Linked DNA regions of Homo sapiens: regions 1, 2, 3, 4 and 6 are each linked to region 5. Evidence: chromatin loops called from intact Hi-C (ENCODE). Cell type or tissue: heart left ventricle. All regions are shown on one strand. Region 1 overlaps LOC105379003 (a long non-coding RNA gene). Region 2 overlaps MAST4 (microtubule associated serine/threonine kinase family member 4). Region 3 overlaps MAST4 (microtubule associated serine/threonine kinase family member 4). Region 4 overlaps NLN (neurolysin). Region 5 overlaps LOC124900988 (a long non-coding RNA gene). Region 6 overlaps LOC105379003 (a long non-coding RNA gene).

Region 1 (5,000 bases), 130 kb before region 5:
TCCATGATCTCATCACCACAATCAAGGTAATAGACATCCAACACCTTACAAGATAAACAAAATTGACTAATCTTTAGCTAGATTAAGAAAAAGAGGGAGACAACTCAAGTTAATGAAATCAGAAACAAAAGAGGAGACCTTGCGCTGTCACAGAAATTAAAAGGAGAGAGTAGTATGGAAAATGATATCACAACAAATTGGATAACCTGGAAGAAGCAGATAAATTTCTAGATACATACAACCTACCAAGACTGAATCATGAATAAATAGAAAATCTGAACAGATCAATAATGAGTAAGGAGATTGAATCATTAATTTAAAATTTCCCAAGAAAGAAAAGCTCAGGACCAGATGGCTTCATTCATGAATTCTAATTTTTTTTTTTTTAGAAAAAGAAAACCATTCATATTTCCTTTCTGTAAACTGTCTGTCCATTACCTTTGTTGATTTTTCTGTTGGGGTTTTGATGTTTGTCTGAGGATATGAATTGCAAATATTTTCCCTGTTTGCCTGTTAACTTCCTCTGTGGTGGGATTTTTTTTTTCATGCCAACTTTCTAATGAAATTAAATTTTCAAATGTTTCTACTATTTGGAGCATCTTAGAAAGAACTTTAGGGCCAGGTGCGGTGGCTCACACCTGTAATCCCAGCATTTTGGGAGGCCGAGGTGGGCAGATCACCTGAGGTCAGGAGTTCAAGCCCAGCCTGACCAACATGGCGAAACCCCATCTCTACTGAAAATACAATATTAGCCAGATGTGATGGTGCATGCCTGTAATCCCAGCTACTGGGGAGACAGAGGCAGGAGAATCGCTTGATCCTGGGACGCAGAGGTTGCAGTGAGCCAAGATTGTGTCATTGCACTCCAGCCTGGGCAACAAGAGCAAAACTCCATCTCAAAAAAAAAAAGAAAGAAAGACCTTCAGCTCTCTGAGCATATGGTTAACAATCTGCTATGTGTTCATATATATACACATACGTGTGTGTGTGTGTGTGTGTGTGTGTGTGTGTTTTGGTGGGGGAACAAGGTTTGCTTTGTCACCCAGACTGCAGTGCAGTGGCATGATCATGGCTCACTGCAATCCTCCCACTTCAGCCTCCTGAGTAGCTGAGACTGAAGCAATCCTCCCACATCAGCCTCCTGAGAAGCTAGGACTACAGTTGCATACCACCACGCTCAGCTAATTTTTTAATTTTTGTGGAGACAGGTCTCACTGTGTTGCCCAGAGTGGCTTCAAACTCTCGGGCTCAAGTGATCCTCCTTCTTGGCCTCCCAAAGTCCTGGGATTACAGGCATGAACTGCTGTGCCTGGTCTGTTTTCTTCTATATTTTTGTGGTGTATTTTTTTCTATATTCAAATATTTGATTCACCTAAAATATATTTTGGTATAAGCTGTGAGGTAAGGAATCAAATCTTTTTTTTAGTTCCAGAAGTTGACTGCAGATCCTTGAATAACATTGTTTAGTTAACCATTTCTTCACAACATTGATGAGAAAAATAAATTGCTTTCCAGCCAGAGCCACTCTCTATGTGGAGTTTGCACTTTCTCCCCACATCTGCATGGGCTTTCTCCAGGTACTTTAGTTTCTACCCACATCCCAAAGATATGCACCTTAGGTTTATTGGCGTGTCTAAATTGTCCCAGTGTGAGCAAGAGTGAGTGCGTGGGAGTGTGCCCTGTGATGGGATGACATCCTACCCAAAGTTGGTTCACCTCTTATGCCCTGAGATGCCAAGATAGACTCTGGCCACCATGACCCTGAACTGAAATAAGCCGGCTGGAAAAGGAATGAATGAATACAAATAATTGTAAAGTAAAAATTCATAAAGTATTCAATAATCATGCAAATGCACAACAATAAACGATGAGGTACAAAAGCACTCAGCAAACCTACCACATTTATGACTGTTTTGGAACTGCATAGGGGCAAGAGAGGCTCCTCACAATTATCACTTTGCAAACATTTATTCCTTCATTTAACCCACCACCACTACACCTGCCATTACTCACTGACTCACCACAAATTGACTAGTCATTTACTGATTTTTATTAATCTTTCTCAAATGTTTGTATAGCTCATACTTATTTCAATGTTTAAGATTAGAACTGTTGGGGATATTTATTTAGAAGTTTGGCGATTTTTTTTTGTGCCAGAAATATGCCATAGGAACTTAGTTCTTGTTTCTCCTAATTAGCCTATGGTAAAATTAGTTTCATTATGTGTCCAGTTTCCAGTTACCTATAGACAAGCAGTCCCCAAATTTTCTTGGCACCAGGGACCAGTTTCATGAAAGACAATTTTTCCATGGGCCAGGGTGGCAGGGGATGGTTTAAAGATGAAACTGTTCCACCTCAGATTATCAGGCATTAGATTCTCATAAGGAGTGTGCAACCTAGATCCCTCACATGTGCAGTTCACAATAGGGTTCATGCTCCTGTGAGAATCTAATGCTGCAGCTGATCTGACAGGAGGTGGAGCTTAGGCCATAATGCTCACCTGCCACTCATCTCGGGCTGTGCGGCCTGGTTCCTAACAGGCCACAAACTGATAGCAGGGGTTGGGGACCCCTGCTATAGACAATGTTAAGTGAGGAGTTACTGTACCTAGTTTCACCAATATCATTTGTTGAATAATTGCTATGTTCTCCTTTGATCAGCTAGTGTCCTGTTAGGAAATGTGGAAGTACTCTAGATATTTCCAGCAGAGAATAAATTAATGCAAACAATTTGTGACAAGGAATTGGAAGGGCTAAAGAAGCAACAGGGGAAAGAGATATTAGTCTGTGATCATGACGCTGCTAGTGCTCCTGGGCTGGAAACCAACAGTTTATTTTCACTGCTGAGCTGCTGGCTGCAGGGCCATTGCTTTTTTGGAACATTTCTGTAGACATTGAGCAGGAACCCCAGAACTTACATTCTAAGGATGCTGCTCAAACTACCACCATTCTTACTAATGCTGGTGGAGCCCAAGTTACCTGCTGCTGATGTTCCTCCTGCGGCCAGAAGAGGCACCAGAAGCAGAAAAATGGCTCCTTCTCACCTCTTGTTCCTCAATCCCAACCAGTGAGTGGCCCTCAGTTGCAGAACCTTACCATAGGCAGCTGACAAGAAAATCCAGAAATGTGGCGCTCTGGCTTCCAGCCAGCATATTTGTGGCAGAGGGGAGCATGGAAGGTTGGGAATGGGGGTAAATGCCAACATATAATCGGCTCACCCTCTGCTTTGAAAAATCACAAAATAAATTCCTCAATGCTTGAGGATCTATTCCTAATTTTTTTCCACTAGTTTATTTATCTACTTAACATTCAGTGTCACGTTGTTTTGAATATTATGTTTTTATATCTAGTAGAAACAGTTCCCTCATTTTTTTTCATAACTTACCTAGCTTTCCTGGATTGTTTATTTTTTCCATATAAATTTTAGGAGGCCAAAGCCTTATCTGTTAAGAAATCAGGGCCATATAAGTTTTAGAATTAGCTTGTCTAGTTCTAAAAGAACTGCAGTTGCATTTTATTGGCAGTATGTTATACATTTAGTTTACCTTAAGGAGAATTAATATCTTTATAATGATATAATTTTCTATCAGTTTAGTATATTATTTGTTCAAGTGTCCTTTTGTGACCCTCATTAATATTTAAAGTTTTCATCCTATAAATCTTGTACATTTCTTAAGTTTATCCTTAAGTATTTCACGTATTTTGTATTTGCCCTTGGGGGCCTCTTGTTCTTATTGATTATAATTTGCATATATGAAGGCTATTGATTTCCATATACTACCTTTATTTAGTTACCTTGCCACATTCCCTGATTATAACAACATTTCAATTTATTGTCTCTTGGATTTTTTGAGGCAAATAAATCTGCTAATAATTATAACTTTATGTGCTATATCCCAACTTTTGAACCATCCATTTCTTTCTCTTCTCTAATTGTGCTGAAAAACTCCACTAGGCCATGATAAATTACACTAGTGACGCTGTGTTCTTTCCTTGTTCCTGATTTTAATAGGAATGCTTCTACTCTTTTCCTGATAGGCATGATACTGGGTTTTGCATAACACAGTAATATCTGTTAAATTCTATTCTATTAAAACTTTTTTTAAAAATCAAGAACAGATGTTGAATTTTCTCAAAAAATTGATGGAAATCTTTCTATAATATTTGAATCCATTAATGTGAAATATATTAATAAACATACAAATATTGAAACACCCTTACATTCATGGAATAAATTCCTTTGGTCGTGTAATATTAATCTTTTAATATGCTATCTGTTTGCACACATTTTATTGAGGGTTGTGGCAATGATCGTCATGACTGAGAATAGTCCGTAGGTTTATGTGTGTGCTCTTTGTCCTCATCCATTTAAAGTTGATTTTTGCTAGCTTCACTCTTAGTGACCTTGCTACCAATTTTCTCAGGGCTTCTTACAGTGGCCTCCTATATGCTGATTTTAATGAAATTGATCTTCTAAACATAAACCTGCAATATCTTTGGGGTGGAAGAAAAAAAGATACGAAAAGAATAAACATAAACCTGGACTTGATGTTTATTTCTTATAATTCCCTCATGGTTTTATTTAATTGCAGCAATCCACCAACATCTTTTTGATTCCTGACTTCCCTTTGTAGATTCTATACTGTGACTTGAAGAACAGTTGGCAAATGGGTCAAAAGCCAGTAGATAGGCTGGCCCATAATTTCTCCCTTACCTTGTGAGAAAATATAAAAAGAATGAGAATCAGGTCATGACTCTCCACCCCAGGAAAGAAGAACAATCAAGAAACACCTGCTAGTGGCATGCCAGGCCAGACACACCCATCGGGGTCTCCTGCAGTCAAGAAGGAGGGGGCCGTGCAAGCTGGGAGGTGAGAGAATCTCCAAGGCCATGGCTTTGGTTTCCAGCAGCATCTCTTTCAGTAAGTTGGTAGGCAGAAAGCATTCTGCAAACTAGGACTGAGGGCAATAAGTAGAATATTGCTGTTAGCATGTAGGATCG
Region 2 (5,000 bases), 300 kb before region 5:
ATGGTGGTTTCTTTTGGTTGGCTTCACACCCATTAGTTTTGGGTGTGAAGTGTATGGTACTATACACTCCAAGTTCCAAACTGACTTTCAAACAAACTTATGAAATGACTCACCAATAGCTTAGTCCAGAACTGAGAACTGTCTGCCTTTGTTTTAAAAACAAAACAAAAAAAAAAAAACAAAAAAAAAAAAACACCAGGCTGGGCATGGTGGCTTACTCCTGTAATCCCTGCACTTTGGGAGGCTAGGGTGGGTGGATCACTTGAGCCCAGGACTTCAAGACCAGCCTGGGCAGCATGGCAAAACCCAGTATTTAAAAAAAAAAAAATTAGCTGGCCGTGGTAGTATGCGCCTGTAGCCCCAGGTACTTGTGAGGCTAAGGTGGGAGGATGGCTTGATCCTGGGAGGCAGAGGCTGCAGTGAGCTGAGATGGTCCCACTGCACTTCAGTCTGGGAAACAGAGCCAGGCTGTCTCAAAAAAAAAAAAAAAAAGTAGTGCATTGGTACAAAACAAGTTTTGATAGATTTCAATTTAACTATGCAAATAGACTTTCAGTCCACTTTAAGGGCTGGGCAGCTATGTCCAGAACATACAGGAAAGCCCTGGCTGCCCAGGGAAACGGAGATCCTACAAACCTTTTTAAATAAAAGACTAACTTTTTAAAATCAGAAGTAGTTGGTCTAGGACACAGGAGTGATAGACTTGTGACACGTGGCCAAAGGAAAATCATCCCAGGCAGCAGGAAAAATCCAAACCCAAGTCTTTCTGTTTGGAGCCTGCAGACTCTGCCACTGATCCAAGGATTTACAGGGAAAAAAAAAAAAAAAAAAATCTAAGGGAGAAAGATCCAATTCCACACTCAGTCTCCAAGGGTTGGCACCAAAAACCATCCTTTGTGATTCCATCTAGAACAATATCTTCTAGTGTTAAGATTACTTCAAAAACAACTCAACAGATAGCCACACCACAGCATTTTCTAAAGGACAGTCCTAGGTCAGACAGTTAAGATCCTAATTCACAGGTTCTAAAGTTACCCTGTACTGAGAAGAAGACTCGCGTTCTCCCCCCCGCCCCCCGCTTTCCCCTGCTGCTTCTACCAGCCATCTATTACAAGACTTATTCTAAAACTGACGTGCCATGCTCAGAATGACTATTCAAAGAATGTAAGTATTTCAAAAGCCACACAGAAGCCTGAGCATTTGAATGGGTGAGATGACACAACAGAGTGCTCCAGCATCAAGACAAACACAGAACTGACCATGTCCTCTGGAGTCAAACTCCTCCGCAGGGATTGGGAGGTGAGAGACAGTACCCTCAACACTTGCTAGGGATACTGACAGAGACATACCAAATAAGTGTAAAAGAATTAAAGCAGAACATATAAGTCGTCCATATTTTCCTATGTAAGCATTATCTGAAAGGTAGAATTCATGAGTAAGGATCCTTTTGAGAATTCCCGTCAAGAATGTATATATAGACCTTAATGTTCTCGCCATCAAAAAAAAAAAAAAAAAAAAAAAAAAAAAAAGGCCAGGCACAGTGGTTCATGTCTGTAATCCCAGCATTTTGGGAGACCAAGGCAGGTGGATCACCTGAGGTCAGGAGCTTGAGACCAGCCTGGCCAACATGGTGAAATCCTGTCTCTACTAAAAATACAAAAATTAGCCAGGCATGGTGGCACGCCTGTAATCCCAGCTACTCGGGAGGCTGAGGCATGAGAATCACTTGAACCAGGGAGGCAGAGGTTGCAGTGAGCCAAGACAGTGCCACTGCACTCCAGCGTGGGCAACAGAGACTCTGTCTCAAAAAAAAAAAACAAAAAAAAAAAGTAAGCATGTGAGGTGATGGATATAATTTGCTTGATTTAATCATTTCATTTCAAAATATATACATATCAGAACATCGTGTTGTACACCATAAATATATACATTTTTGTCAATTATACTTTAATAAAGCTAGGTGGGACAGGAAGAATAGGTGCCTATTGACAAATCAGAAAACACCAATTATCAAGTCCGTCAAAAAGAAAATGTCAATCAACAGTTCCTAAAAAAGTATAGAGTGATGAAAACTAAGTTTTAAAGGTAATATTTTGTAATAAGAGGCAAATAAAAAAACTGTAGCTAAGAAGGACCTCTTATTTCATCACAGATGAGGATCAGAGATGCTAATAACTTGCCTAGCAAGAAGCCAAGGCAGGAGTTCAGATTCCCCAATTTCCAGGCCAATACTTTCACTACTGACCAAATTCCTGCAATCCATTTCCACTCACAGCAGCATTACCCTGAGAACTGAGTACAGCCCAATATTACTGTTAACATGTTAAAGCTAGCTGTCAATACTTCATCAGAAACCAAAATAATTCCTTTTAACATGTGGCCAAAAATGCCTTAACTGCTACAAGTATAATTTTAATGAATAACCAAGAATTATCCTGGCAGAATACAACTCCCCAAAGCCAACAGGAAAATAAGAATTGGGTTACAGGCAAACTCTTTCATTTGTAGAAACTCACTTATCCCATTAACTGGTGTCCTAAAACCCAGGATTATAGCAGCTTTATGTCTTAGCACTAACCTTAACAAAAGTTCTACAGACGCTTAATCTAAACTTTTATGCTAAGTGCAGAGCAACCTATCCCCTAAATGGCATTCTCATTTATTCAGCAATTGATCATTGTGTGCCACATCATGCAAGGTTCTGTGCCAGGCTCTGGGATGCAGAGATGACCAAGAGGCTTGATGATCTCCTCAAACCTGCCCTTGTCCCAGTATCTCCCTACTATTCTCCTCCTCACTTGTATGAGGTTGAATGGGTCACTTAGCTGTAACATGGTAGTGTAGACCAATTTAATGATCAATTGAATTTCAAAAAGGCTTGTGTGAAAATGAGTAAATTCATACACTCATTTAATATTTAATTTAAATGAGTATATTCATATACTCATTTAATATTTAAATGAGTAAATTCATATACTCATTTAATATTTAAATGAGTAAATTCATATACTCATTTAATATTTAATTTAAATGAGCAAATTCACTTTCAGAATGTTGCTTCGCCACACATTATGTCTCAAGTGCGATTTTGTGTAATGTATTATTTTTACCCACTATATGCCATGCACCCTCCCTGTTGCAAGATTTGAGTTGATATGACATGGTTTCCACCTGAGGGGTTCACAAACCAGTGGGAGAGATTCACGAAGAGAAATTTATAGAAAATAGGCAATATGAGAAAAGGCTGTGCAAACTGTAAGTACTACAAATATTAACAACATATATGCAAAACCTGGCACAATGCAGGAACAAAGATAATGCAGCACAAACCTCCAAAAACAGAACTTATTTTGCTAACTTCAGCTTTTAAAGTGAGAAAAGAGAAATCAAGATAACTACTTTTGTTAACAGCACAATTTTATACTCACTTTCTACCTTCACATCTTCAATAGTTTTCAAAGATGACTGATGGCCAGAGAGCCCTAAAGCATTACAAGATGTCCAATTATTTAAAAAAAAATAGCTTGTTCAGCACAGAATAAGGCAAGAAAACATACCATGACATTCTAGAAAAAGAAGCAAGCAACAAGGTGAGAACAAGAAGAACTTTCAAATTAATCTTTTATGAATCATAAAATTCAGTAACCAAAAAAGGCTTTGCCCCCAAACATTCTGTTTAACAAGAGGCTTTTCTGCCATCTTCTAGCTAAAGCATTTGTTGTGTTCTTTTTAAAGGTCTGATGATAAAACTATAGATAGAGAAGAAGAAAAAAAGAAGCAAGAATAAGAACAAGGAATGACAGGTAACCTGATACACAGAAACTGGTGATTCAGAAATAACTTTAAAAGAATATAAAATGATATGATTTTAGCAGGTTACAAAATTGTCATTGTTGTTACTCTACTAGCATAACTGTTCCCAACCAGTCTTACCTGATAATTCTAAAACGGTTGCCCTCAGGCTGCTGCTCACACACTTAGGCTAAGCTTTCTCTGGGTAGAAATGTTTTAATGTCAAAAGTGGAAATCTTGAAAACAAAAACGATATTGAGGTTTCTAAGGAGAAAAATCAAGAGTTCCAAGTTGTAATTTCCCTTTAATCCCTTGTCCTCTGAAAAGGGAATCTGCATGCATCGTGGCGAGAACCCAACAATCACCGTGGATTAAAGCTGACCCTCAGGGGTCTTACAGGCTCTTTGGGGACTGTCCCACTCCCCAAGCAACAATAAACCAGGGTAGCCAATTAGGGAGACTTGGTCACTGACTGTAGAACAAATAACCAAGTAATTCCAAGGAAAGAAAAAAGTATGTGAATTAAAATTTACCAATGTAGTATTTTGAACAGTAAAGTACCAAAATATAAGGCAAAGGGACAGTCTTACTTGACAAGTAATTTTCCTCTCATTCGCTCTCCTGCTCAGGCACCCTCAATTTTCAAACTCAGGTTGCATAGACTTAACAGGGCGCTTCTACTTACCAGTCTGCTAAGAGCCATGAGGACGGGAAAGTCAACATTTTCTTGGGTTTTGCAGGTATATATTCTGCTCATTTAGGATGTCTGAAACTCTCCTCTTGAAGTAAAACCTTTCTGTATTTCTTTCTCTGGGCCTGAGTTTTCCTCCAGAGCAATCCTCCCCTCCTCTTCTTGGCTGCATCTAAGTATCCTCAGAGCCACTCTTCAAATGAAGCCTAGGTGAGGGCTCAGGTTATTTCAATCAAGCCACTCCAGCTAAAAGTATGTGAGTAAAAAGCAAATTTTGTGAGTTTGTCTTATGTAGGAGGTAGATATGCTTATAGGGAACTAATTTATTTCATAAACTAATTTGTGAAATTAGTTGTTGAACTTTTATACACAAAATAGATTTCATCACAACTTCATTCCATTTCAATACCATAATGCAATTTCGCTGGCTATGACTGCCCTAAGAAGTAATTTCAAATGTGAGGATTTTGTGAATGTCAGTCTCAGTGACTGTGTACACCGACCTAATAGTTTAACC
Region 3 (5,000 bases), 560 kb before region 5:
CTGGGATAACTATCATTAATAAAAGAAGCAACTCTCAGTTATGTAAATAAACTCTTAGAGACTAACAAAAGAAGAGTTGACATGTGCATAATGAAGAAACTTAATGAGACATATTTCATCTCTATGCTAAATGCTTTCACCAAGCCTTCTCTTATTAAGTCATTTTAGAAATTATAAATATCCCTTAACACTACAGATCATACTTTTTAAATAAATTATTGTTCCCCTAACATTACAGATCTGATAGCTTAGTACTTTAGCTTAATTTGCATCATGTAAACATATTTACAAGAATGCTCTATGGAAAACAATGTATCAGGCGTGAAATAATGGGTGCCCAGTGAATTTAGTTGCTAACATCAGACGATTTATAAAAGCCTAATTCTTTAAATCAGGTATAAGTTATTGTATATCAAAAGGAGAGGCACAAGGAAAATTTAAAACTAAGTATATCTATAATTTTAGCATTAGTTCCATTAAAAAAAATCTGTCATTAGGCATTTCTAGCCTAGAAAACCAGAAAATCATATATCGGAGCATATATTTGAGGGCCTCCCAGCCTGCTTCTTAAAAGTCCATTCAAAAGAGTTTTAATTAGCTGGGCATAGTGGCTCACGCTTGTAACCCTAGCACTTTGGAAGGCTGAAGTTGGGGGATCCCTTCAACTCAGGAGTTTGAGACCAGCCTGGGCAATATGAGGAGACCTACTTAAAAAACAAACAAACAAACAAACAAACAAAAAAGCCTGCCGTGGTAGCCCACGCCTATGGTCCTGGCTACTCGAGAGGCTGAGGCAGGAGGATCACTTGGGCCCAGGAGTTCAAGGCTGCAGTGAGCCGTGATCACGCACCGCACTCCAGCCTGGATGATGGGGCGAGACCCGGGCTCAAAAGAAAAAACAAAAGCAACAACATAAAAAAGAGTTTTAATTCTGAAAAGAATCACATGCATTTTCAGAGAAGAATAAACTTATCTACTCACCTCTGAGATAGTTTATATCTCACCCCCAACCAAACCTCTTACTAAACACTACATTTAAATGTAACAAAGCCATTACAAATAGGCACTATTAAAGAGATCCCTGAACGTAAGTAAAGCCATACAGGATTATACAAAGTCAAAAATATTCCATGAAAATAAGTCAATTGATAGAATCTGTAAGACAGGGAGATTTAACCATTATCAAGCCTATCAAAATAGGGATCAGAAACCCAAATGAACATCAAAGAAATGTGCCGTTTAGAAGTAGAGCACATTTTCAATTATGACATCATAGGCTTCTAAAAACCCACAGAACTAATCACAATTTATGAAACTTCTATTATTAATAACCTTGTAAGGAGAAGAGATCATTTTCTCTCATCTCCAGAAAAGTCCAGTTAAACGCAGACTTTTCAAATTAGCTTGAGAAGTGAGTCACCAAAATGGGATCTCCCCATCGCTGAAATGCAGACCCTACGACGGCAGCTAACTTTTTTCACCCTAATGTTCATATTTTACATCATGAAATAATACTTGCCAATACTTTTCGCAGCAACTACCAGCAACGTACTCTATTTCCTGATTTTTTTTTTTTTTTTTTGAGATGGAGATTCACTCTGTCACCCAGGCTGGAGTGTGGTGGTGCGATCTAGGCTCACTGCAACCTCCACCCCCAGGGTTCAAGCGATTCTCCTGCCTCAGTCTCCCAAGTAGCTGGGATTACAGGCATGCACCACCACGCCCAGTTAATTTTCGTATTTTTGGTAAAGATGGGATTTCACCATGTTGGCCAGGCTGGTCTTGAACTCCTGACCTCAACTGATCCGCCCACCTCAGCCTCCCAAAGTGCTGGGATTACAGGCGTGAGCCACCGCACCTGGCCTATTTCCAGATTTTTCAAACAAATGCTGATCTTTACTTACTGAATTGATGATGTGACTTGTAATTAAAAACAGCCCTAAGAAAGTGGTTTTTAGACTGTGATGAGACAGGGCTAGGGAGCTCATTATAAATGCTTTAGGTTGTGTCCTAAACTTTCAGTCATTTATTAATTTTTTCCATATCCATGTAGCACAAGTACTATTACATATACTACATGTGATATTTTCTTAATAGTTTTATTTAAATAGATGACTTTTTAAAAAAACTTAAATACTTCCATTTTAATGATGGCCTATGTAATAACATCTTGAAAACATGTCTTTGTAATATGCATTTTTCCTTATACATATTTAAAAATATTAAATGCTAAATTAAAACTATTTGTGTACTGACTAGTGTAATCCTGCATGCAACCAGTGGTGCCCACCCTACCTCTGAAAAACCAATTCTAAAGCATGGCTCTCAGTGGAAATGAGTGGTCCAAGCTTTATAGTTTCAGAGGCAGCAGTGGTAGAGTGTGATGGTCACCATAGCTGGCATGTATGACTCTGTCACATCTCCTTGACATTTCCAACTATCTGAGATGTCAAACAGGGACTGCAAATTTCACACGTCCCTTGACAATTCTTGACTTTTGCCCACCAAATCCACCTTCCCCAGTGTTTGTCATCTCCAGCAAAGAACACCACCATCTACCCAGTGGCTCTAATGACTCAGGAGTCAACATTACTGTCTCACCCTTGATCTCAGTTTTTCTCTCCTGTTCTCTCTTTCATGGGCCAAACAACTAGCACTGCCCCATGTCTAATGCCTCGGCAAATCCTACCGGTTTTAACTTCATAATATATTACAAATTCAACCCTTTCTTACTTCCAGTGTCCTCAACCTCATCTAAGCCATCTGTGTCAGTTTGCTAAGGCTGCTGTAACACAGTATCATAAACTGGGTAGCTTCAACAACAGAAACTGTCTCACAGCTCTGGAGGCCAGAAGTCTAACATGAAGATGTTGGCAGGGTTGGTTCTTCTGCTGGCTGAGGGAAGGAACTGTTCCAAGCCTAATTTTGGCCTCTAGATGGCGGTCTTCTCCTTGTGTCTTCATCCCATCCGCAGTATTGGGGGTTAGGACTTCCATGTATTTTCGGGGGGGGACATAATTCAACCCATAACACCATCTGAGTCATCCAGACTTCAGCAATAGCCTCATATCTCTCTTCCGTTACTTTTGCTCTCTGTATTCTACCAAGGGAAGATGCCGTAATATGCAAAGATGCCCTCATAAGACAAACCATGTCACTTTCCTCCCATACCTCCCCTGCCCTTCCCTCTACTCTCTGGGTCCAGCCTGGCGGCCTGTCTGGATTCCTATGGCTCGCCCGCTCCCGGCTCTTACTTCACTGCAGCCACACTGGTCTTTGCGCTGTTCCCAAACCTCTCCCAGAATGTTCTCAACACAGGATCTCTGGGATTCCCTTCACTGGAAAACATTCCCTTAAGTATTTTGCAAAGAATGCCCATGCTTCATTCAGGAATGTTCAAATGTCCCCTCCTCTAAAAGAGGGATGCTCCCATCACTCCTTTTCCCCATCTTTACATTATAACATTTATTATTACTGGACATAATACTGTATATGTATGTTTGTCTTTCTGTAAGCTCCATAAAGCCAGGAACTTTGTCTCATTTGTTTTCTACCTGGCACTTAGTAGGTGTTCAATAAATATTTATTAAACCAATCAATGAAGTAAGTGTATATGTGTGTGTGGGATGCATAGTTACCCATCATCAGCTCAACCACACACAGTGTTTCAGTCAGGATTCCTGCAAAACACACATTGAACTCTCACACTGGGTGGCTTGAGAAGAATTTGATTAAGGGATTACTTACAAAGGAGTAGGGCTCTTTTTCCACCCCTAGGCCAGAAGAGGAAAGGGAGGAAGCTGCTTCCAGAACCTAAAAGAGAAGAGGTCACCTGACAGGTGCCCTTCTTTTTTCAGTAAAGCATTCAGCCATCCAGTGCTAAAGCCACCAGCAGGGAGCCAGGGAGCAATGATTTCGATCACATTCTCTATTCTCCCTCCTTCTTGTCTCCTGTCTCCTGCCAGGATCTCCCCATGGGGCTGAACCCAACCAGACACCAGAGGCCTGACGTGTGGCAGCTGAGGAGGTGGGAGAAGGAAAAAGGAAGAAGAAGAAAGGGTGCAGAGGGAAGAAAAGAAAGCATGAGAAATGGGGAGAGGAAAAGAAAAAGGGAAAGAGGTAGGGGTGGGAGGAGAGAGAGGGAAACAAGGAGGAGGGAGACATGGGGAAAGGTGCAAAGGGATCTGGAGGTCAGACCGAAGCCGGAAGGCACCTGCACAATCACTGGGCCAAAGGCAGCTGCAACCACAGTGACTCCTTTCCTTATTCCTTCTCTGCCCAGTCCCAGTTTTTTAAAGAGCAAGTGGTTTTCACCTTCAAAATTTTTCTGTTTTAGAAACAAACACTGTGGACGTGCCTATGTGTCTGATGGGACAAGAGGCAAACAATTTGAGCGGGGAAGCTGTACAGTAGTTTTTCTCCTCTGGCTCTCACTTCCCAGAAATGCTGAAGGGGTGAACTAGATATTATCTGTGAAGCCCACATATCTAATCACTGGGATTTTTCTTTTGTCAAGGTTTCACATTACTGTAATTTTTGTAGGTCTGCAGTCTCAACTCAAAAGAAAAACCTGGGATTGGATTCCTGATGCAATTCTTACTTTGAATTCAAATTTACTTCCCAACCCTGTTATACTTCAATTTACCTTTTAAAGTTATTCAACATTAGGAAAGTAGAAAAGCCATTCTGTACAGAATCCACTCAGATTCCATGGAGAAGGGAGTTCTCTGAGGGATAGCAGGAAGAGAAACTGACACAATTCTCCTCCTGGCCACAAACTGGTGGTACATACAGGGCCAGGTCACTCAGCCTTCCTGGACATCAGCTTCCGAATCTGTAATTAGGCATGGAGATTTGAAGTCTGAAATTCCAAGACCCTGCCTGAAAGCTAGTTCAATTTGACAAAGATCAAAAATATCCAAGACACTCTGTTTTATAGACGAGTAAATTCAATTATTGGGCTCATGTCATAGTTCAAATTTCTGGTAGCCTTCATAATA
Region 4 (5,000 bases), 550 kb after region 5:
TCAAAGGAAACTGGAAATTCTAGGAAAAATTCCAAATTACATAAAAAAAATAGAACAACAAAGAAATGTAATTTGGGGATGAAATAAAATGAGGAGACTATAAAGACCATGATTCAAATCACATCAAATAACTGTGGTCAAAAGGAGCAAGAAGAACAATTTAGCTAATGAAGAATAATCATAAAGTTATTTTCATAACTTACTTTCACCATGAAGTTTATAGACCAAATGTGAATTATTATGAATTATATGATTATCAATTATAGGATGAAAAATGCTTGTCTGATATGAGAAAATAGGATATACATTTTACATGTCTAAATCTTGATGACACATTGTATAATGAGTTACAAATTAAAATGCTATTTAATTTAAAATATTAAATATTCCAACTCTTGTCACGGTCTGCTAAAAAGGAAAAAGTAATTAGGATTCTGCAGAAAGAAACATGCAAAATTAAACAAAAAAAAAGCCTGGAATTTTGAAACTGTTTTTTTTCCCCAAAAAAATTGCTGAAGTGTCATGAAAATAAAAATTGAAAGCTGCTAGGAGGCAAATCAACATTGGTAAAAAGATCAAAAACACCTGGACAGACCCACCTAGAACATTTATTATCCATAATTTCCCCAAGTCTTGAAAAATGTAAGGATGACAGACAGGAATGACTCCGGCATACAGCATCAACAGTATGTCATCAATATTATGGTTCCAAAACCACGAGATATTTACAGATAAACAACTTGATTCCATTTGCTTCTAATTGATTTGGTCTAAGATAACCCTTACATGTAACCATCAAGTTCATAATGTTATTAAAAAGCCTTAACTTTACAGATGTTCACTCTTCTACATTTGGTCTTTAAGTGAATGGAATTAGCAGCTCAACATAACCTCAACGATATAATTAACATTATGTAATACTATATAATGCCCATTATGGTTTTATAATCATTCGAAACAAAAGCTAAGAAAATCCAGTCAGTATGTTTTATTTATGACTGAATGTTCTTTTTTGTTGTAGAGTTTTTCCCTCTTTAAAGGGATTTATAACACCACTTACCTGTAAATGAACAATTCTCTCAAATATATCTCCTCTCATGCTCATCTCAATATCAAAACGAGAAAGTCTTTTGTCTGCTTCTGTACTTGCTGCTCGTACTTCTTTGTCAGAGGATACATGCTGGGGAAAGTCTAGCATGGTCCTTTCCACTGCAGATGGAGAAAAAAACTATCACCACACAACAGGACTTGTCAAATCAGTATTAAGCCAAATACCTCATACCCAGATGAATGATCATGCCAATAAAAGTTTGTTTTATTTTATACTTTCTGTAAAGCCTCCTAAGGCTACCAAGAAAAAGCATCTAATATAGGATTTGGCTGTTCCAGCTGGCATCATTATGAACGGTAAAGATGTGAGCTGAGCACTTATCAAAGTATACTGGGGTACAATTTTTTTTTTTTTTGAGACAGGGTCTTGCTTTGTCGCCCAGGCTGGAGTGCAGTGGTGCAATCACAGCTCACTACAGCCTCAACCTCCCAGGCTCAAGCAATCCTCCTGCCTCAGCACCCCTCTTCCCCAACACCACTGAGTATCTGGGACCACAGGCATGCACCACCACACTCAGCTAATTTTTATATTTTTTTGTAGAGCTGCAGTTTTGCCATATTTCCCAGGCTGGTCTCAAACTCCTGGGCTAAAGTCATCCTCCCACCTCAGCCTCCTAAAGTATTAGGATTACAGGCATGAATCACTGCATCTAGCCTGAGGGTGTAATTTATCAACTGGCAATGCAGGAAGAGAAAGACACAGTTCCTATACTGAGGCTTCTTAGGATCTGGGATGGGAAAAGGGTACATAAAAAGATAAAGACTCCATAGAAAATCTAATCAAAGCAACGGACCCTACCCCAAATGCACACATACATAAAAACATTCAAAATTCCAGATAACTTCAAAGGATCCCCAGAAATCTAAGTGGACACATCCAACAAGTAGCCAGACATTGGAGACAGTCCATTAAATAATAATGATAATTTAGTTTGGTTTAATCTTCACATATTAAAGGTGGTTCCTGGGTTTTTCATCAATTTGTATTTTAACTTTAATTGGGTAAAAATCTCTGATGTCAGTGAAATAACCAATACTATAGAACAAAAATAAGTATGGTTTATAGTGATGGTTGTGTTATGCTGTGAAAATAAGTAAATTTTTATTTGATTAACTTCAGTATTGTGAAGGTATTATAAACAGTAAAATTTCCATATGATATATAGTAGACAGTAGAGCTATCCTTTATACAGCAAGAAATTATACAGTTAAACACTCGTATCAGTCCTCCTAAAACATTGTTACAAATAAAGCTATTAGAAATACCTGCCACAAATATCAGAATAAATCCATAAGGTATATTTTTGAAATATCAAATTATGAAATTATGCTTTTAGGATTTAATAATAATTTTATGTCTGTCGGTTAAGGAAAGAATGGAATAGAAAATTTTGAAATTTAATACAGCACTTATTTAAGTGATACTAGTTAACTATATGGTTGCAATATGTTTACTTTTAAAAATTAGCTATAAAACGGTGGCTCAAGCTCATAATCCCAGCATTCTGGGAGGCTGAGGCAGGTGGATCATCTGAGGTCAGGAGTTTGAGACCAGCCTGGCCAACATGGTGAAATCCTGTCTCTACTAAAAGTACAAAATTAGCTGAGCACGGTGGTGCATGCCTGTAATCCCAGCCACTCAGGAGGCTGAGGCAGGAGAATTGATTGAACCCGGGAGGCGGAGGTTGCAGTGAGCCAAGATTACATGACTGCACTCCAACCTGGGCAACAAGAGTGAAACTCCATCTCAAAAAATAATAATAATAATAAAAAAATAAAATAAATTAGCTATGAAATATATTAAGAAGGAATAAAAATTGCTCATAAACTTATATAAGCAACATCAAATGCAGGAGCCTAAAATTAGAAACATTCTTAAACAAACAAAGGTGCTGAAAGCCATTTCCTTCCTTACTTTGCCACAAAGACCTGGAACCAGATTTATGCTCTCACTGCCAAACCATAGACAATGCTGACGCCCAGTGCCTGACACTAGACAAACAAGGTTTCAACAGCTACTGTGAGAGGCATAATGGACTCAGAGAATATGCCCAGATAAGAGAAAGTTAGTTTTTAAGAAATCTATTCCTAAACTCAAAAATTTTGATAATTAACCCACAAAAATAAATTTATAGAGGAGCAAGAACAAACATCACAAACTTGAAAGTATGCTGAAAAGATCTACTATTGAGAGAAAAACAATTTAAAGTAATTATTTTATAAAGATTTTGTTTGAGCCAGCCATGGTGGCTCACATCTGTAAGCCCAGTGCTTTGGGAGGCCAAGACAGAAGGTTCACTTGAGACAAGGAGTGGGCAACATACATGAGACCAGCCTGGGCAACATAGTGAGATCCCATCTCCACACAAAATGTAAAAATTAGCTGGGCATGGTGGCACATGCCTGCAGTCCCAGCTACTCAGGAAGCTGAGGCAGAAGGATCTCTTGAACCCAAGAGTTCGAGGCTGCAGTGAGCTAGGATTGTGCCATAGCACTCCAGCCTGGGTGACAGAGTGAGACTTTGTCTCAAATGCCTAAGTTATGGGTTGGTATACCATCTTGGCCACAAGTGACTGAAGAAGTGAGCACCTGAACCAAGGACAAACCACATCCAGGATGGTACACGCACATGAAGTTGCCAGCTAGAAAAGCTCTACTGAATAGGGACTAACTCTATCCCTTTGACTTTGACTAATGAAGACAACCAGATCTTTTTATTCACGAGTTTAAATTCAAGACGTGTAATAAGATTGAGAAGCCATTAATGAAAGTGAAGCAGTTGGTAGTAGGAGCAGAAACTGAAACAAATGCTGAGATAAGAGAAAATAGCCAACAAACACTGAGATAAGAGAAAATAGCCAAGTCCTTTTTACAGTGAAACATAGAGTAGAGAACTCTTGGTGATGAAGGGATAGTGGGGGCAAGGAGATGACCAGGTCACTAGGGCTATGCTGGATTCTGATGATCTTTCAAATTCCAAAATGCCCACGAATGTTTACAATATCCAGTTCTGCAGCTATCTTATATTCTTGTATGAAGCCTGGATACACAGCCAAAGTTGTCTGTCATAATTATTCTACAAAGTATGTCCAACCCTTAGAGGTAACCAAAGGGAATCTTCACTCCTTATAACTTGAAGGGTCTAATATGTTATAAAAATAATGTATGTAAGGGCAGAAAATACAGAAAATAGAGAAATACATAAAGAGGAAAGTAAAAATTAGCTATAAACCCATCACCTGATATATTAAACATTCTGATGATTAATCTTATGTGTTAACTTGGAGGGTGTTTTTGATGATATTAACGTTAGAGTGATGAGCCTGAAGTAAAGCAGACTGCCCTCTATAATGTGGTAGCCAAAATCCAAACAGTTTAGGGCCTAAAAGACTCCCTGAACAAGGGAGAATCCTCCTGCAGTCTCCAGACTTCTGCACTACTGGTTCTTCTGGGCCTCTAGGCTACTGGCCTTCGGACTGGAGCTGGAACATCAGCTCTCTTGGGTCTCAAGCCTACCAGCCCCCACTGAGATTCTGGACTTTCCAGACTCCTTAGTCATGTAAGCCAATTCCCTATAATCAATCTATCAATCAATCTCTCTCTCCCCACACATACATATGTTTATATATATATATATACTTACACACACACACACACAGACACACACACACACCCTATAGGTTCAATTTCTCTAGAGAATCCTAACAAAACCATTGATAAAATTTATTTTCTTCCAGTTCTTCTGTGTCCTTTTCCCCATGTCATTAAATACTGCTTGTAATCCATGATTTTAATGGTTATACAGCATTACAGAGGATGGATGTTTCATAATTTATTTATCTAATCTATTAGTTGACATTTGGGAATTGTTTCTAAGCCTATGATATAAC
Region 5 (5,000 bases):
CCATCAGTGATAGATTGGATTAAGAAAATGTGGCATATATACACCACAGAATACTATGCAGCCATAAAAAAGGATGAGTTCATGTCCTTTGCAGGGACGTGGAGGAAGCTGGAAACCATCATTCTCAGCAAACTATCACAAGGACAGAAAACCAAACACTACATATTCTCACTCATAGGTAGGAATTGAACAATGAGATCACTTGGACACAGGGCAGGGAACATCACACACCAGGGCCTGTTGGGGGATGGGAGGCTGGGGGAGGGATAGCATTAGGAGAAATACCTAATGTAAATGACGAGTTGATGGGTGCAGCAAACCAACATGTTACATGTATACCTACGTATCAAACCTGTACCCTAGAACTTAAAGTATAATAAAAAAAAAATAGGTAGAAGGCAAAAAAAAAAAAAATACCAGTGCCTGGGCTCTACCCCAAACCAGTTAAATCTGAACGTCCAGGAATGAAGCCCAAGTATCAGCAATTTTTAAAAGCTCACCAAGCAATTTTCAGGTGCAGCCAAAGTTGAAAACCACTCGCTCTAATGAGAACTGAAGGGCTAGTCTTGCAAAACGAACCTAGGAGTTCACAAACACGGATTTTGCTGGTAGGGCCTCTTTCAGAAATAACACCAGACAGGTGCCTTTACTTCCAACAGCCATGGCTGGTAAGTAGGAAATTTTAGCTCCATCCAGTCAAATACTGGCTGCGGTGGAAAATTAGCTCAGTCGTCATCATTGATTAAGCAGTATTTTTCAAAGTCTCTATTCATCAGGAAAGGGATCCCACTCAACAGATTAACAGGTTATTTTAGTGATTAGCTAGTGGTTTTCATCAGGTTAGCAAAATGCTTTATAGATACAGTTCAGTCAAACAGTAGCTCCTGATATTGACAAAAGAATTCTCCCAGCACTCTCCCCCACCCATTCCTGACTCTCAGGGTTGGGGAAGGCAGTCAATTCATCCCACCTGGTACTGTTGTTCCCATTGCCTCAGTCTACTCCATCCTGTCCATCTTCTCTTACACTCCAAGGCCAGGATAAGTTCTGGGTTTTGACTTGACAACAATATTCAAATTCTCCTTCTCAATTATTCTTTTTTGAATGAAACAAGCTTTATATCTTGAACACTTTTTCTACCCAAAATGCCTTGCAATTGTTGAGGTATTTGTATAGGCTTCCTCTGTACTTTCCATCTTTTTCACATCTTTTAAATAACAGTTTCAGCAAGCAGTGCCATTCAAGCAATTATCCGAATCATTTAGTCTGCCTTGGTTGGATACCTTGAGAAGGTGCGCAGTTGGCAGCAGAGAGACCAGGGACTCCTCTGCTCTTGCTCTGAATTCTCCCACCCCAGATTTCTGATCCTTTGCCAGCTTTGAGGAAGCAGTCTTGCTAGAGGCCCACTTCTTGTGGCCCTTAACAATTCCACCACAGGAAGCAGCTTGGTGTCATGGCGGGAGGGAGGTCTCAAGGCCCGGGAGCCTGGAGATGCAAGGGGGGGTCATGACACCACCTTTTGTAGCTGAGGGACCCTTAGGCAAGCCATTTAACTTCTCTGAGCTGCTGTTTCCTCTCCTGTGAAATGGAAATAAAAATACCCACCCTGCCTCCCTTAATAGATTGTTGTGAGAATAAAGTGAGGTGGTAGATGTGAAAGGGCTCTGGAAATTGTGAAGCCTCATATAGCTCCAAAGTTTTAGCATTAGACTGTGGATCCTCACAGCCCTGAATTCCATTCTTCATGACAAAGAAAGTTGTCAACATCAAATGCACAATTGAAGGGCCCCTTTGGGAACACACGACAAGTTCTCCTTCCTACTGTCTGAATTACTGATGGAGATAGATATTCCCAAGGCAGAGAAAATTCTGCTGGCTTTGGTCCCCTGAGAGCTGTCATAGAAAATATGACAAGAAAGCCTGCAGAAAGATAAAGGGATTAAGGGGCTTCAAAGAAAAGGGTTTTGTTTTAGCAAAGACCTTTTCTATAGAGGTCTCTAAACCAGTACAGGCTCTTCACCCGTCCCAGATGGTTTACATGGTGGCCCTGTCTGAAGGCCCCAGATGGCTAAAATGACCTCTATGAAAGCATCACACTGTCTGAGGAGCCTAAATCATAAGCAAGGCAATCAAGCTTCTACTTTTGTCACGTTGCACTGAGTCAGCCAAAACCCATCAGAGGACAAGTATTTTGCCAACGTGAAAACAGAATCATGCACATCTTTACCAGGATATTTTAACAGCAAAGGAAATCTGAATTCACTTGCCATATAAAGGAGAGGCTAGAGGAGTTATTCCTATCCAAAAAGTAAGCTGCCTTATGGTCAGAATGAAGCTCGGTTCCTAGGAATGAATGTCACATTAAATGCACAAGATTCAATGTGGAAAATGTATACAGTACAGATACAGTTTTAAAATACTGTATTAATAGAATGAGGGGAGCAGTTGTTCAAGCCTGTAACGCAGTTGTTCTAAGAAGCTTGATATCTAGTGACATCTAGTGGTGGCAGATATGAAAGCCTTCATGGCTACTATTTTCAGGATGGCAAAACAATGAATTCACCAAACTTGCCTATTGGTCGGAGTATAGTTTTTTGCAATTCTCATCTTCACTTGCCCATTCCCCATGGACCAGAACTTGAGAACTCACATCCAACGCAGAATATGGTAGCAGCACTAACAGAAAAAAAACAGAATATCTTCAGGCCTGCTGTATTTTTCATTTTTATTTAAATTGGTGCTTACCATAAACCTACTTCCTTTAGACACGGTAGATAATTGTAGCGGCAAGAATATGGCATTTGTGGGTCAAAAATCTAAGATGTATTGCCTGGTATAGACCTAACCTAGCAGACGGTATGACACTAAAGAATAACCTCGTTGAAGAACAAACAGCATGTTCCCTTTTGAAATAATAAGATTTTTTAAATGCTTTTTATCCAAAAAAGGTAGACATTCTCCCTTTTTACCTAATGAATTTGCTGTTCTTTAGTACTGTACCATTCAGACCTGGCTAGCATAAACTCCATCTTACCGGTCTAGTGTATTCCATGACGGTAAGGCTTCACTGTAGCAAGACAATACTTTTTCAATGTGTCTGAGAGAACTCAGCGTTCCAGTAGCCACAGCCTTCTGCTGTTGAGAGATTCCCTCCTATGAGGGCTTTGTTATCAGGAAGCCAGTAAAAGTCTCCGCCCAAATCAGTAGTAACAGCTGGAAGGGTCATCAGGGAATAACACTCAGCTGGGGCTTGCCTTGAGTATAGGAAAACAGCAATTGCTTTACTTCCTATTCACATCCCTTTTTGGAAATTCTCCTGGAATTTTGCAAAAGTACTCATCATTCATTCATTCAACAAAAGAAATAAGACTTTCGTGAGAGTTTCTTGTCTTAGTCATTGCATTTACCAGATAAGGTGGTTTTGAAGCCCACATTAGAATATAATTTGAGCTTGCATAAGCTGTATGATGCTTTAATACAAGCTTGTCCAACCCGCGGCCCAGGACGGCTTTGAATGCAGCCCAACACAAATTCATAAACCTATGAGATAACACAAATTCAAAACATTATGAGATTTTTTTGCAATTTTTTTTAGCTCATTGGCTATCGTTAGCGTTAGCTATTTTATGTGTGGCCCAAGACTATTCTTCTTCCAATGTGGTCCAGGGTAGCCAAAAGAGTGGACACCCCTGCTTTAATCCATTGTACCACAATCCTACAAGAAACCATCCTCAGAGGACACGTTTTCCTGGATCTCATCCAGGCTGATGGGTCCTCAGGAGAGCCCTCTAGTGCTCAGAAGCAGTATCTGCACCAAGAGGAGCTCATTGCAGCTAGGTACAGGCTACAGTCAAGACCTAAAGGGAAGCCCTGGGAGGTTCTAATGCCGGATTCAAAAATCAGGGGCGGGAAGGGGGAAGAAGAGGGCATAGATGGAGTCTGAGGAATCCTGTAGTCCTCCGCACACTCAACAGCAAGGCCAGTAGCCTCTCTGGAGTTCACAGATGAACAGCCTCCTGCCCCATTGACCTGGAGGAGGAGAGAGGAGGATATGCCTTTACTGGTCAGTGAGCATCTTTCCACCAACACTCCGTTCCATGGCTCTAATGCCGTTAGGAAGAGCAGCTTGGAGAGCTGGCTAGCTACCTGTGTGAAATATTTGCATGGCTTGCTTCATAATTTCATTCAAGTGTCTGTTTGAATGTTCCCTTTTTATAATGGCCTTTCCTGGCCCTCTATTTCAAATATCCCACCCTGCCCTGCTTGCTACCAGAGCTCTCTCCTGATCTCCAGACTGGTAGTTCTGGATGCCACTTGAACTGCCACCTAGAGGCATCCAGGACTACCAATGGCTGCAGCATTTTGTCCTCAATTGTCCACAGCTGAACACATCTTCTTCCCCCAGACCTGTTCCTCCTCCTCCTGGGGTCCCCACCTCAGTTACCAACACCATCACCATCTGGCCACTCAAGCAGGCATTCCGGACTCACGTCATTCCTTCTTCTCTCTCAACTCCCTCCCAACCTCCTCCTTCTCCCCTGATTCAGGCAGTTACCAGAACCAGCTGGTTCTTCCCATTAAATTTCCCTTGGATTTGTCCCCTCTGCTCCAGTCCCTCTGTCCCTCAGTTCAGCTTCTCACTGCCTCTTATTTCTCACTTGGACATTGAAATAATCTCCCTGCTTTCAGGCTTACCTCCCACAATTCATTGTCCACACCGAAACCACAACACGCTTTCTAGTCCTATTCTGTGGCCCCCTACCTGCTAAGTTTCCCCTCCCCATCATGTACAGGATGAAGTCCAAGTCTCTTTATAACCTGGATCCTAGGGTTCATCTCTCACCATTCCCCACATGCTCACCTTGTGTCATGCTCACACAGGTAGTCCTATTTTTTGGAACATTCCACCCTCTTCCATGCCTCTGTGCCCTTGCACATGCTGTTCCCTCTGACTGGAATGGCCTCCCCCATCTTCCCAGACCTCTGCTCCTCAGCCCCCT
Region 6 (5,000 bases), 110 kb before region 5:
AATGTAATGCAATTCTCATCAAAATATCACCATAATTTTTCACAGAACTAAAAAAAAATTCTAAAATTTATATGGAACAAAAAAGAGCCTGCATAGCTGAAGCAAGACTAAGCAAAAAGAGCAAATCTGGAGACATCACATTACCTACCCTCAAACTATATTACAAGCCTATAGTTGGCAAAACAGCGTGGAACTGGTATAAAAACATGCACATAGACCAATGGAACAGAATACAGAACCCAGAAATAAAGCCAAATACAGCCAACTGATCTCTGACCAAAGCAAACAAAAACATAAAGTGGGGAAAGGACACCCCATTCAACAAATGGTGCTGGGATAATTGGCACACCACATGTAAAAGAATGAAACTGGATCCTCATCTCTCACCTTATACAAAAATCAACTCAAGATGGATCAAAGACTTAGAAATCTAAGACCTGAAACCATAAAAATTCTATTATAGAAGATAGCATTGGAAAAACTCTTGTAGACATTGGCCTAGGCAAAGAGTTCATGACTAAGAACCCAAAAGCAAATGCAACAAAAACAAAGGTAAATAGATGGGACTTAATTTAACCAAAAAGCTTCTACACAGCAAAAGAAATAATCAGCAGAGTAAACAGGCAACCCAGGAAGTGGGAGAAAATCTTTGCAATCTATACATCCAACAAAGGACTAATGTCCAGAATCTACAAGGAACTCAAACAAATCAGCAAGAAAAAAAACAAATAATCCCATCAAAAAGTGGGCTAAGGACATGAATAAACAACTTTCAAAAGAAGATATATAAATGGCCTAGCAAACATATGAAAAAATAGTCAACATCACTAATTATCAGGGAAATGCAAATCAAAACTACAATGTGACACCACCTTACTCCTGCAAGAATGGCCATAATTTAAAAATTAAAAAAAAAGTAGATGTTGATGTGGATGTGGTGAAAAGGGAACATTCTTACACTGCTGGTGGGAATGTAAACCAGTACAACCACAATGGAAAATAGTATGGAGATTCCTTAAAGAACTAAAAGTAGAACTATTTATACCATTTGATCCAGCAATCACACTACTGGGTATCTATCCAGAGGAAAATAAGTCATTATATGAAAAAAACACTTGTACATGCATGCTTATAGCAGCACAATTCACAATTGCAAAAATAGGGAACCAGCCCAAATGCTCATCAAACAACGAGTGGATAAAGAAAACGTGATATATATCATACACACACACACACACACACACACACACACACACACACACACACACTGTGGGATACTACTCAGACATAAAAAGAAATGAAATAATGGCATCCACATCAACCTGGATGGAGTTGGAGACCATTATCCTAAGTGCAGTAACTGAGGAATGGAAAACCAAACATCGTATATTCTCATAAGCTATGAGGATGCAAAGGCATAAGAATGATATAATGGACTCTGGAGACTTGGGAGGAAGGGTGGGAGGGGGTGAAGCATAAAATAATACACAGGGTGCAGCGTACACTGCTTGAGTGATGGGTGCACCAAAGTCTCAGAAATCACACCTAAAGAACTTATCCATGTAACCAAACACCACCTGTTCCCCCAAAAACTATTGAAAGAAGAGGAGGAAGAGGAAGAAAGAGAAGAGGAGGAGGAGGAGGAAGAAGGAGGAGGAGGAGGAGAGAGGAGGGAGGAAGAGGGGAAGGTGGAGGAAGAGACAAATTCTGGTTTGGGTTGCTCACCTGGTAGAGCATAAATATTGTGATTATCCTTGCAAATGGAAGTAAAATGTGGCAGGCAGTGGCAACACATTTACTTAAATTGTCACCTAAATGTTGCTTGGGATAATGTGCCAGTTAAGACAGGGCTTTGGAAGATCAAATACAGTCATGCACCACATAACAATGTTTCCGTCAACAACAGACCTCATATACCATGGTGGTCGGAGCAGTTGGCCATACCACCTAAGTCTGTGAAAGTACACCTAAGGACGCATTTCTCAGAGCATGTCTTTGTCATTAAATAACAACTGTAACTCGTTCACTCAATAGGTATAAGCTATTGGGTGGCTCCTGCTTCTAAAGGTGCCAAACACTTACAGAAAAGAAACTATCAGCTCAGGCACAGTTACAGAACCAAAGGGTTTCTTTAGCATCCTTAAAATAATCTATTTCCAGTAACCACTGAGTGGACAGCTGAAGATTTGGCCCAAAATCTGATTGTGCACGTTGCAAGTTACAATGTAAACTAACACAAAATCTAGCCACATCTCATAGGCTAATGTTAGGCCATTAGTTGAGAAGACATGGGATCCCGAGTCTTGAGAGGACATTTGGGTAGTTTGCCAATGCTTAGAAGCTTGAACTGACAAATCCCTCTGGGCCCCCTTTCTGTGGAGCCAGACCAGCTTCTCCTGTCTGTGGAAGCTAGCCTTCCCTTACTTAAAGTCTCTAATGTAATGATCATATCTCAGGCAGCTTCCTGCCATGGGATATTATTCTCCTCCAGACCTACTCCTGTGAGTTCTCATTGCTCTGGATGCATAAATAGAATTAGACACCACTGTACTCTCAGGGGAGGACAACAACATCCGTTCTGGGAAAAAATATTTTATGCACCAAAGGAAATGTAAGATCATGCTAATTCTTATGAGCAGGAACCTGGAGAACAGCTGTGCAAGTAAATTGTAAGGATGAGAGTCCAAGAATAGAAAATAACATGAGACGAGGCTGAATTTATCAATAAGGATTCACTTACTCAAGATTCCAGACAATGTTCTAGCTCATGCAGCTGGAAACAGTTTCTGCAGTTTTCTTGATTGGTTGACTGAAACTTGGATTCAACTGCCTACACTCAGTTACATCAGGATGCCAAAACTTCCCTGGTATAATGAGCTCTGCATTCTTCTGTCAGCACCACTGTCCATGGAGTTCTTAGGGAACTGTCTTAAGGAGTTCTTCATTTATCATCATGGTATCTCACATAACATTCTGAGCAAGTAATACATTTTATACTGAAGGAAGTACAGCAATGGCTTCACACTCATGGAATTTACCAGCCTTACCATATTCCTCAATTGTCCAGAAGCAGCTGGCCTGATGGAATGGCTCACTGCAGACTCAGTTAAAGTGTGAGGTTTGGTACCAAGCTATAGAATGCAATATATGCTTTTAACTGCAACAAACTGTTGGTGCTCTTTCTTCTGTAGCCAGAACACATGAGTCTGGGAACCAAGGAATAAGAATCGACCCCATTAACTATTATACCTATTCTTAGAGATTTGCTTCCTATTCCTGCAATCTTGGAGTTGTCTCCAGGTGAGGACTGCTTTGACAGGAAGTAGAAGGGGAAACCGCCATCTAGCTATTTGGATTTCCTCATGTCACTGCACCAAAACACAGAAAATGAAATCGATTTAAATTAACAAGGGGGAAATTGGGTTGTTACTACACAATGGAGGTAAAGAGGCCATCATTGGAGCCAGAAGATATGCTGAGATGCCTCTTATTACTTCCAAGTAAAGATCAATAGAAGACTACAACAATCCAACAAAGGCATGGCCACTAAAGACTCAGAGTCTTTAGGAATTGTGTTTTCAGTTGCCCCAGCAGGTCAAGGACCCCAACCAGGTGGTGTGCTGAGTAAGGGCAAGGTGGCAGAGAATGGGTGATAGAAAGAGGAAGTTATAAAAATTAACTGTTGTCTCATGACCAATGACAGAAATGAGGACCCTAGCAGCTATAAATATTTTTGTTAGGTTTATATTATTCAATTATTTCCTTTTACTTTCCTTTTCCCTTTTTTTAAAATGATGATTGTTGGTGATATTTAACTTTTCAACTAAGTCAATAGGCATCTAGACTAGGAGAAGCAGCATCCAGACCTTTGGGAAGGATAATTTCAGTTGGAAATCATGCACTTGAAATGGATATGACAACCAGTGGGACCTTGGGTCTCCCCTTGTTGGGAGAGAGTGAGAACAGTTTGATTTGTATGACAAATGCCTCGCTAGGCAAATAAGAATAAATGCCAGGTTGCAAAAGGGGTTGATCATGTAGGGAAACTGCCTGTTTGTTTTTATATCCATGCTTTGGTCCACATTTTCTCTATTCTGGGAACTGTTTCTCAGGTTCTCTTTCCCTCTGGCTTCCAAGTAGATATGAACAATGTGTGTGTGTGTGTGTGTGTGTGTGTGGCGGGGAGGCAGGGGCAAGGTGATAGGGTAAGACTGGAGGGTGGGAGGAAGAGAGAAGCCAAAAGCCTTTCTCCCCGTCACCCTGGTTGTTGTGGCATCTCTGGTGGTAGCTGCAATTTTTCTATGGCTTCAGCTCCCATTGGAAAGACCCTCTGTGGTTCCTGCTCACAATAAGTGGCCTCAGCATCTGGGCTCTGATAATATTATCTCTTAAGTTTGTAGGGTACCTTTTACCTTTTCAATCAATTCCCTGAATTCAATTTCCTCTGTTTTAAATATTTAAAGGGCTTTCTATTTTTCTGGTTGGACCATGACTGATATAGTTTGTTTTGTTATGTTGTAAGAATAGGCTGTATACTGTTCCACAACTTGTTCCTTAACCCTACAATGGACCAGAGACATCTCTCAATTTCAGACAACTAAATCTAATTCATTCTTTTTTACTGAGATATTATATAATTCAAATACCATAAAATTTGCCCTTTTAAAGTGTATAGTTCATTAGTTTTTAGTATATTATTTACAAAGTTGTGCAACCATTACCACTATCTAATTCCAGAATATTTTAATGATCATCAAAAGAAACCCTATACCAATTAGCAGTCACTCCTCATTCTCTTCCTCTCCCCAGTCCCTGGAAGCTATCAATCTGTGTTTTGTCTCTATGGATTTGCCTCTTCCAGACATTTCAAATAAATAGAATCATACAATATGTGGCCTTTTGTGCCTGGTTTCTTTCACTTAGTTTAATATTTTCAAGGTTGATCCTCACTGTAGCATACATCAATACTTATTCTTATGGCTAAATAATATTTCTTTTTA

What was found. A loop is a pair of places that touch in the nucleus more often than their neighbours do. Peaks named below come from ENCODE experiments on the same cell type or tissue, not always from the same donor. Only the 100,000 strongest peaks of a DNase experiment are listed, where the experiment ranks them.
Region 1: a loop joins it to region 5, with 4 times the contacts of the local background. A loop is called at or near these places in 16 of 110 quality-filtered maps.
Region 2: it touches region 5 in a loop (4-fold over the local background); 22 of 110 quality-filtered maps call a loop at or near these places.
Region 3: it touches region 5 in a loop (4-fold over the local background); 9 of 110 quality-filtered maps call a loop at or near these places.
Region 4: a loop joins it to region 5, with 4 times the contacts of the local background. A loop is called at or near these places in 8 of 110 quality-filtered maps.
Region 6: a loop joins it to region 5, with 3 times the contacts of the local background. A loop is called at or near these places in 5 of 110 quality-filtered maps.

Annotation. Positions count from the first base shown.
Region 1 is chr5:66,434,965-66,439,964 of GRCh38, reverse strand. The region is part of intron 1 of LOC105379003 (a long non-coding RNA gene); the gene reads left to right. Among named protein-coding and RNA genes, the nearest start is that of LINC02229, 74 kb to the left of the region's middle. In heart left ventricle, a CTCF peak has its summit at 3,022; no DNase peak of the experiment used is centred here; H3K4me3 peaks cover 5,000 bases; H3K27ac peaks cover 4,914 bases.
Region 2 is chr5:66,604,885-66,609,884 of GRCh38, reverse strand. All of the region lies in intron 1 of MAST4 (microtubule associated serine/threonine kinase family member 4), which reads right to left. Among named protein-coding and RNA genes, the nearest start is that of MAST4, 11 kb to the right of the region's middle. In heart left ventricle, no CTCF peak of the experiment used is centred here; no DNase peak of the experiment used is centred here.
Region 3 is chr5:66,862,657-66,867,656 of GRCh38, reverse strand. All of the region lies in intron 3 of MAST4 (microtubule associated serine/threonine kinase family member 4), which reads right to left. Among named protein-coding and RNA genes, the nearest start is that of MAST4-AS1, 140 kb to the left of the region's middle. In heart left ventricle, a CTCF peak has its summit at 2,924 (motif pointing right); no DNase peak of the experiment used is centred here.
Region 4 is chr5:65,759,169-65,764,168 of GRCh38, reverse strand. NLN (neurolysin) reads right to left here. Exons shown (of 13, transcript NM_020726.5): 3 at 1,061-1,209. Among named protein-coding and RNA genes, the nearest start is that of NLN, 39 kb to the right of the region's middle. In heart left ventricle, a CTCF peak has its summit at 3,104; no DNase peak of the experiment used is centred here.
Region 5 is chr5:66,305,348-66,310,347 of GRCh38, reverse strand. The region is part of intron 1 of LOC124900988 (a long non-coding RNA gene); the gene reads right to left. Among named protein-coding and RNA genes, the nearest start is that of LINC02065, 98 kb to the right of the region's middle. In heart left ventricle, CTCF peaks have their summits at 2,508 (motif pointing left) and 3,792 (motif pointing left); no DNase peak of the experiment used is centred here; H3K27ac peaks cover 470 bases.
Region 6 is chr5:66,415,549-66,420,548 of GRCh38, reverse strand. The region is part of intron 1 of LOC105379003 (a long non-coding RNA gene); the gene reads left to right. Among named protein-coding and RNA genes, the nearest start is that of LINC02229, 94 kb to the left of the region's middle. In heart left ventricle, no CTCF peak of the experiment used is centred here; no DNase peak of the experiment used is centred here; H3K27ac peaks cover 188 bases.